Regions from separate parts of the Homo sapiens genome. Here region 1 is linked to region 2. A link is a loop called in an ENCODE intact Hi-C map of the cell type or tissue named here. Cell type or tissue: Calu3. All regions are shown on one strand. Each heading gives the region's core, and the rest is flanking DNA. Links, peaks and the distances in the headings are about the cores only. Region 1 overlaps AOAH (acyloxyacyl hydrolase). Region 2 has its middle 70 kb from the start of AOAH.

The links. A loop is a pair of places that touch in the nucleus more often than their neighbours do. Peaks named below come from ENCODE experiments on the same cell type or tissue, not always from the same donor. Only the 100,000 strongest peaks of a DNase experiment are listed, where the experiment ranks them.
Region 1: it touches region 2 in a loop (3-fold over the local background); 1 of 110 quality-filtered maps calls a loop at or near these places.

The regions. Positions count from the first base shown.
Region 1 is chr7:36,706,593-36,710,992 of GRCh38, reverse strand. The region is part of intron 1 of AOAH (acyloxyacyl hydrolase); the gene reads left to right. Among named protein-coding and RNA genes, the nearest start is that of AOAH, 16 kb to the left of the region's middle. In Calu3, for the core only: no CTCF peak of the experiment used is centred there; a DNase peak (open chromatin) is centred at 2,052.
Region 2 is chr7:36,792,440-36,796,839 of GRCh38, reverse strand. No RefSeq gene overlaps it. Among named protein-coding and RNA genes, the nearest start is that of AOAH, 70 kb to the right of the region's middle. In Calu3, for the core only: no CTCF peak of the experiment used is centred there; a DNase peak (open chromatin) is centred at 1,889.

The DNA.
Region 1 (4,400 bases), core at 68-4,067, 86 kb after region 2:
GGGGCATAGCTTCACCCTCGGCACCACTTCACTCCCCTCATCTGCAAAATGAGAATTACACAGGGTGATGCGAACAGCCTGTCACTTAGAACTGTGCTTGGTACATAGCAAGGACACAAAAGGGTTGTGATTATCTATTCTTTTGGAAATCAAGAAAGAAATGCATAGAAACTGTGCTCCAGAAGTTGTGAAATTAAACCTATTGTAAGGCAAAAAGTCCTGAGTAACTGAATAATTTCATGGCAACCTGTATCTTAAGTAAATAGAAATTCTCAAATCTTGGGTGTTTCAAAGGAAGATTAATTTATAAAGGAAGATTGCACAGTGTATTAGCTTTCTATTGCTCCGTGATAAATTGCCACACACTTATCAGCTTAAATCAACACAAATTTATTACCTCACAGTTTCTGCACATCAGAAGCCTGGACATAACATAATTGAGTTCCCTGCTCAGAGTTTTACAAGGCTGAAGTCAAAATGTTGGCCAGGGCTTCAGTCTGATTTGAGACTGTGGTCCTCTTGCAAGTTCACTGGTTGTTGGCAGAATACGGTTCCTTGCAGTTGCCGGACTGAACTCCCATTTGCTTCCCAGCCATCAGTTAGGGATCACTCTCAATTACTAGAGTCTGCCCCTCTTCCTAGGGAGTGAGTAGCATAGCTATTTCTTTCTTTCAAAACAAGCTAGAGAAAACTCTACATTTAAAGGGTTCCCTGAATATGCCTGGCCCATCTAGGAAAATCTTGATTACCCCAAAATAAACTGATTGGAGTCCTTAATTACATATGCAGAATCCTTTTGTCATTGCCATGTAACAGAATATAACCGTGGAAGTGATATCCAGTCATTTTCACAGGTTCTGCCCTTATTCAGAATAGGGAATTAAGTAAGATGTGTTCATCAGGAGGCAGAAATATTATAATTCTACCTACCACACATAGAAATGCTTTTAAAAGACCAAAAAGAGCCTTCAAACTTAACACCCAGATAATATCACAAGAGAGAATTTATGTGACTTAGTTCCAAAGTGATTCACCAAATAGACATGAATACATAATAGAAATCAATAGATGAAGATTAAGTTGCAGACTGAACAAGTTTTTTGGGCTTTGGGGGTTTTTGGTGGTTTGGGTTTGTTTATGGTTTTTCGTTTTTTATATGCAAGCTTTTTCTCATGGATTTCACACTCTGGAAATTTGGAAAGAAAACATAATCACTCCAATGTCATACCTTTTTGCATATAAAACAGTTGTTTTTCAATGTTAGGAAAATCCTTGCCTGAATGTTGCTTTGGAAAAAAAAAATCTGTCTTTTAAAATGACCCTTGCAATTTAACAAAATGCAGATGTAATTAGAGAAGGCTAACTTGCCCTTTGGAACCTAAAACCCCTAGGCTCCTTCAGATAAAAATAAGTACAAAAGAGAATTCTGATGATGATCGCATGAAGGTGTTAGAAATTCCTCTGTGCAAAAGACTAAGTATAAAACTGGAAAAATTATCACAAGCATTTCAGGGCGCAGGAAATCATCAGTGGCATACAATGAATTGAGAAATATTTATTTTTGAAAAACTGCATGAACTTCAGTAAAAGCAACTATACTGTGGCCTCCTTGCCTGAGGCTGCTCTGTCTACACTGCCCTCAGCTTGGTTAGTGAGAACAGTAGTTTTATCACTGTGGAACTGGCTGCAAAAACCAGCTGGTTTACTGCTATTGGGACAGATGATTTCACCGAGGTGTAAAGATCCATGGCTCTCCTGGCCAAAAGTGATGGAGGCCGTTGGGAATTAACAAGCAGAACCTACAGCTTTGCTAGCTCAAGGTTTGATCCCTGATGAAGCAACGGTGATCAGCCATAAGTTTAGCAGGGAGATCCTGGAAATAATCTGGAGAAGAGCATCATGGAAGGGCTGAGATAAGCTCTCTACATATCCCTAGTTGATTGGGAAACCATGCATGTGTCGGGGGAGACCTAAAAGAGCTCAGCAGAAAGTGAAAGAAAGCCCAGGGGAACTTGAGAACTGGCTGCCACTTAGAATATATTCCCTAGCTCACACGTGGATCGATCAACAGATGGTGACTCTTTCACTTGAACAGTTAGAGGCCATTGTAGGGTTACCACACCTTACAAGCTTGAAGTGTTTCAGCAAAAGTTGCTCGATGACTCTAAGCTATGTAGACACAGGAGTGATCCTTAGAAAGCCAGGCTAATAAATGAGCAGAGATGTAAAAAACTCTACATTCCGGGGTAAACAGATCCACAGTTGAAGCCCAGAAAGTTACTAGAAAAGAAGAGACAACAACTCTTAGAAAAATAAGACAAAATCCAAAGTTGCTAAATGCATTATTTATAACTTCCAGTTTTCAACAACAAAAAAAATTAGTAGACATGTAAAGAAACAGAAAATCGAGATCCATACTTATGAAAAAAGCAGTCAATAGAAAGGGACTCTGAGTGAATTAAAGACTTCAAAGTGCTGTTATGGGGATATCCACAGAATTAAAGACCACCATAGCGAAAGAATTAAAGGAAAATATTGTGACAGTGTTCAATGTTCAGCAAATAGAAAAAATTTCAATAGAGATATAAAATTATAATAAAGATCCAAATGGAAATACTAGACTTAAAAATCAATAATTGAAATTTAAATTGTAATAGATGAGCTCAACAGAAGATTTCAGTTCAAAGAAGAAAGAATCAGTGAACCTAAAAACACATCAATACATATTATCCCAACCAAAGAATAGAGAAAATAAAGCTTGAAGAAAAATGAGCAGAGCCTCAGAAACATGTAGTATACTATCCAGTATCTCAACATTTATAAAACGGGAGTTCCGGGAGAGGAGGAGCAAAAAGTCTTTGAAAATGTAATGATTAACAGCTTTTTAAAAATGAAGAAAAGGCCAGGTGCAGTGGCTCACACCTGTAATCCCAACATTTTGAGAGGCCAAGGTGGAAGGATCACTTGAGTCCCAGAGTTCAAGACAAGCCTGGGCAACGTAACAAGACTCCATCTTTACAAAAAATAAAAAATTAGCCCAGCGTGGTGATATGTAACCAGCTACTCCAGAGGCTGAGGTGGGAGGATCTCTTGAGCCTGGGAAACAGAAAAAGACCCTGTCTGTTTAAAAGAAAAAGAAAAGAAAAGAAAAGAAAAGAAAAACATTAGCCTACAGATCCAAGAATCTCAAGAAACTCCAAATAAACAAAGAGAAGTAAATCTTGATACCTTATAGTCAAACTCAAACTTCTGAAAACCAAATACAACATAAAAATCTTGAAAGCACAAACAGAAAAATGACTTATCACTTACTGGAAAACAGTAATATGACTAATCGCTGAACTTTCATCAGAACTTTTTAGGCCAGAAGGTAGTAAAATGACACGCAGCACTTCTTTTTATTGTGCTTCATTTTATTGCACTTTGCAGATATTGCATTTTTTACAAATTGGAGGTTTATGGCAACCCTATGCCAAACAAGTCTATTGGCACCGTTTTTCCAACAGCATGTGCTCACTTCATGTCTCTGTGTCACATTTTGGTAATTCTCAGGATATTTCAAACTTTTTCATTATTATATCTGTAGTGTGGCTCTGTGTTCAGTGATCTTTGATGTTACTATTGTAATTGTTTCGGGGTGCCATGAACCACACCCATATAAGACAGCAACCTTAATTGATAAATGTGTGTGTTCTGACTGTTCCACCAACTAGCTATTTCCCCATCTCTCCCCCTCTCCATTGCCCTCCCTATTCCCTGAGACAAAACAATATTAACATTAGGCCAATTAGCAACCCTACAATGGCCTCTAACTGCCCAAGTGAAAGAAAGAGTCACACAAAACTCACTTTAAATCAAAAGCCAGAAATTATTATGCTTAGTGAGGAGGCATGTCTAAAGCCAAGATATGCCAAACAGTTAGCCAAGTGGTGAATGCCAAAAAAAAAAAAGAAAAGAGAAAGTTATTGAAAAAAAATTAAAGCACTATTCCACTAAACACACCAATAATAAGAAAGTGAAACAGCCTTATCATTGATGTGGAGAAAACTTTTCATGGTCTAGATAGAATATCAAACCACCCATGCTATTCCCCTAAGCCAAAGCCTAATCCTAGCTCTCTTCAATTCTATGAAGGCTAGGAGAGGTGAGGAAGCTGGAAAAAAAGTATAAAACTATCAGAGGTTGGTTTATGAGGTTTAAGGAAAGAAGCTATCTCCATAACATAAAAGTGCAAGGTGAAGGAACACATGCTGATGTAGAAGCTACAGCAAGTTATCCAGAAAATCTAGCTAAGATCATTGATGAAGGTGGCTGTTCTAAGCAAATGATTGTTGATGTAGACAAAATAGCCTTCTATTAGAAGATGTCATCTATATGACTTTCATAGCTAGAGAGGAGAA
Region 2 (4,400 bases), core at 184-4,183:
CAGCCTAAGTTAGATAAACAGGAGTGAAGTTCCTATGGCATATTTCTGGTCACAAAAATATCCCCAAACTTCTTATTAAGGGATATTAATAACACTTCTAATATTAAACACTGAAATGAATGTGAGTGAAATGTACATCTAAGAAAGGTTCATAAAAACAAGTAGATAATTATTTACCCACATATTCCAGTTCCGGGTCTCAGGTGGCTGGAGCCTCTCCTGGCAGCTCAGGGCACCAGACAGGAACCCGCCCCGGACAGGGCGCCATCCCCATTGCAGGGTGCACTCACACGCATCCACACTCCATCAGACTGGGACAAAAGAGACACGTCAAAGTACTTGACGTGCACATCTTTGGGATGCGGGAGGAAACCTGAGGCCCTGGAGAAAATCCACGCAGGCATGGGGAGAATGTGCCAACTCCACATATACAGTGGCCCTGGCCAAGAATCAGATTTTGTTCTCATCAATGTTATAACAAAATAACATTGAACAAAACAATTTTATTTGAGGACCTCTTGTACACTGAGGAGCAAAACCAGATTTGCTCCTGGAGCTTAGGGTTCAGCAAGATCCCGCTTGTGAGAATGGGGATACCTTGCAGGGCTATTATGAGATTTCAAATGGGATTAACTTCTGCAAAGCATGAATGTGAACTACAGCAGGGGCTTGTCAATTGTTCTTTCTCTTCAACCTCCACCTCCACCTCCCTCATTGCCTCCTTTCCTTGCTCTTTTCATCCACTCTATTGCTCAGTAACTCCTCCAAATGAGCCAAGACAGAAGATGGGAAAAGACAGCAAGACCAAATTAACAAAGCTTTCTATGGCTAAGAAGACAAAAGTACTGTGACACTGGGAGCTGAACAGTCTACTAAAAACTCAGCTAAGGAGTATCTGCAGAGTCTACCTGGACTTAAACACCCCTGCCCATCTGTAAAGTCACGTCCAAAGGTTGACACATGATGTGTTTTTGTCTGGTTAAAAGTTAGCTTATCTGTAAAGCCACGAGCTAAAAAATAACCAAGTCATCCAAATGTTTGGGCAAACTCTAATGAGAATGGAGCCTTCCAGAGAGCTGTGTTTGTCTTTGTTTTCTCCTGGTGTTTGACTTTGACACCGACTTCTAATCTCAGATGTCATATTAAGAAGAATACACACCAGGTTTATTTCAAATGCATGATAGGTGAGCTGACTAATGAAACTTGGCTTATTTCCCTGTACAGATAGTTCTTTTCCTGCTGAGCAATAATAACAATATGTAATGTGGTTTATTGTTATTCAACGTACTCAGCACCTCTCACTCAAATAAAGGCAGGCTTCAAGGGCATTCATCTTTATGACAACCATGAAACATATCATATGTAAGATCCTGAGCTGTCTCAAAAGACCAAGCTGAACAACTTCTCCAGTAAAATGATCATAGGAGAAAAATCATTGAGAAATGAAGGGAGACTTTTCACCTGTTGAGCTACAGGCTGCTATGATGAGTTGCGTAGCCGATGACACCCTGCAAAATCACAGCCATAGTCATTTTAGAATTTGGAGTGAGAAGGGGAGTGGTGATATAGTTCATGTTTTGCCATTGCAGAGAGGGTTCCAGGGCATCTCCGGGGCTGCAGGCTTGGCCCCTCGGGGAGTCAGCAGTCTCTTGCTGGATAGCCCACCCTCCTGTCCCATACCCAGAGATAATGATTTTATAAGTCTGAAACTTGAAGACCTGAGCATCAAACTTTTTAAACTCTCTGGGTGATCAGATGTACAGTCAGGGCTGAGAATCAGAGCTCCAGATCTCACTTTCTAAATGGGAAACACACCTGGGCAGGACACAGGCCTGGAGCTGCCGGATGTGGGAGGCCAGGCATTGGTAACCTGCCAGCTCTCCCACATGGTGGGGAAGGAGGACTGGCCTGAGCCATTGTTACTCCCACGGCAGGTGGGTCTACACACAGCTGTCCACATTCTAGGGAGGATTCTCCACCAGATGGCGGGACCTCCAGACAGAAGCCAGTTGAAAAGAAAGTCTGTTTTCTCCTAATAATAGACCTTCTGTTCTCTGACATGAGGCAGTGTTAATCAACCCCTCAAAAGATTCTTCCTGCCTCTCCCATCATAAAACCTATGTTCATTGTGTGCTTGGGCCAAATATCATTCAACTTTAAGCTGGAAATGATGATCTCTCTGGTGGTTTTCAAAGCTGTTTGTTTGTTTGTTTGTTTGTTTGTTTTTTGTTTTCCCACAACTCCCCCAATGCCCAAACCAAAGCCTGTGTGAAATTCTGATCTCCATAAAAGGCAAACGCAGAGGTGCTGGGGTGACATTGGCAAGCAGGAGCCCAAGGACTCTCTTTGGACCTGGCCCCACAATGACAGCCCCTGAGGAATCCCCTGAGAAACATAGACTGAAAACCATAGATCTGGTCCCATCGTCTTCCAGGCTCTGAGAAGCTGCCTTGTCCAGGGGCATCTGCTAGTAAACAGATTCACCTGATCTAAACCCAGGTTCCCAGCCTCAAAAGCAGTTCTTGCTTAGCCAAAGGTCTCAGCTACACTGGTGAAGATGGGCTTCTCTGGAGTCTCCAGGAGACATCCAGAATGGAAGGAAAAGGGCCTAGAGGCCTTGTCCTCAGGACTCTCAGAATGCTGACCTGTCCCCACTCTGTCCCTGGCCACTTGTCCCAGCCAACATTATAAAGTGGTACAGGGTACAGGAGGCCGGGCTTGGTGGCTGACGTCTGTAATCCCAGCACATTGGGAGACCAGGCTGGTGGATCACCTGAGGTCGGGAGTTCGAGACCAGCCTGGCCAACATGGTGAAACCCTGTCTCTACTAAAAATACAAAAATTAGCTGGGCATGGTGGTGGGCATCTGTAATACCAGCCACTTGGGAGGCTGAGGCAGGAGAATCACTTGAATCCGGGAAGCAGAGGTTGCAGTGAGCTGAGATCATGCCATTGTACTCCAGCCAGGGCAACAGAGCAAGATTCCATCTCAAATAAAAATAAAAAATAAAAATAAAACAAAACAAACACACAAAAAACAGTATAGGATTGGCCAGGATGTTTCAAAGGGGAGGGAAGGGATGGGACCAAGCTCCCTAACTCACCTAGGCTTGTGCAGCTTCTCTGTGACAGAGCGGGGGTATCTTCAACAGTTGACACCCACCTCCTTTTCCTGAATCCCCCTAGTCAGTATGGCCACCTTCATGTCTTCCCTGGGACCCACTGCCCTCTCCTGCGAGACTCAGATTGCTTCTTATAGGGTATTTCTTTGAACTCCCAACTGACCTCCCCAACTACCTTAAATGGCAATAATATTATTATTCCTAGAACTACTACTACTGTAGCTGCTGCTTTGACCACTGCCTTTATCCTGTGCAAAGCACTGTGCCAAGGCACCACATGCTTAGTTTACATGGTTCTCACCACCATCCTGGGTAACTGGGACCATTACTGGCTTCCTTGCCAAAGAAGGGACAGGTTTAGTGCTGGTATACATTTCCTATCACTGTTGTAACAAATTACCTCTGACATAATGTCTTAAGACACAAATTCATTCATTTATAATTCTGGAGGTCAAAAGTCTGCAATGGAATTTACCAGACTAAAATCAAGATGTTGACAGGGCTGCATCCCTTTCTGGAGGCTCTCTGGGGAGACTCTGTGTCTGTATCATTTCCAGCTTTCTAGAGGCGGCCCACATTGCTTGGCCTGTGACCCGTTCCATCTTCAAACCAGAAATGGTGGGTTGAGTCCTCACATCGCATCACTCTAATCCTCAATTCTGTCTCCATCTCTCACTTATAAGGAAATTTGAGATGACTTTGGGCCCACCTAGATAACCTGGGATATGCCCCCTACCTTAAGGTCAGCCGATTAGCAACCTTAATTTGATCTGCAATCAAAATTTCTCTCTGATATGTATGCAACATATTCACAGGTTCCAAGAATTAGAACATGGACATCTTTGATGGGACGGGGCATTATTCTGCCTTGCTATAGAGATATTATGCAATTTGGAGCTAATAAATGGAGTTTGCTGGATTTGAATCTTGGTCTCTTTGATTCCAAATCCTCTTCCATGAACTCCAATGCACATTGCTACCAGTAAAATTCTACCAACAACATCCCTTCCTAAGACCGTCTTCTGTGGCAGGCACGATCTTGGACACTGGTGGTTCATATATGAATAAGAATTAACCACAGCCCCAGACGAGCTCACAAGCTTGTGGGGGAGAGGCACTTGCAAATGTCAATAAATAACTATAATGGTAAGTGAGAAAGAAGTGTATGCAAACGCTGTGGGTGCACAGAGGAGTGAGTGTCTAATTCCACAGGACTGGGAGGCAGTGTGGGATGGGGTTGGAGAGGATATTTGAAGTAGATCTGAAGGATAATTAATT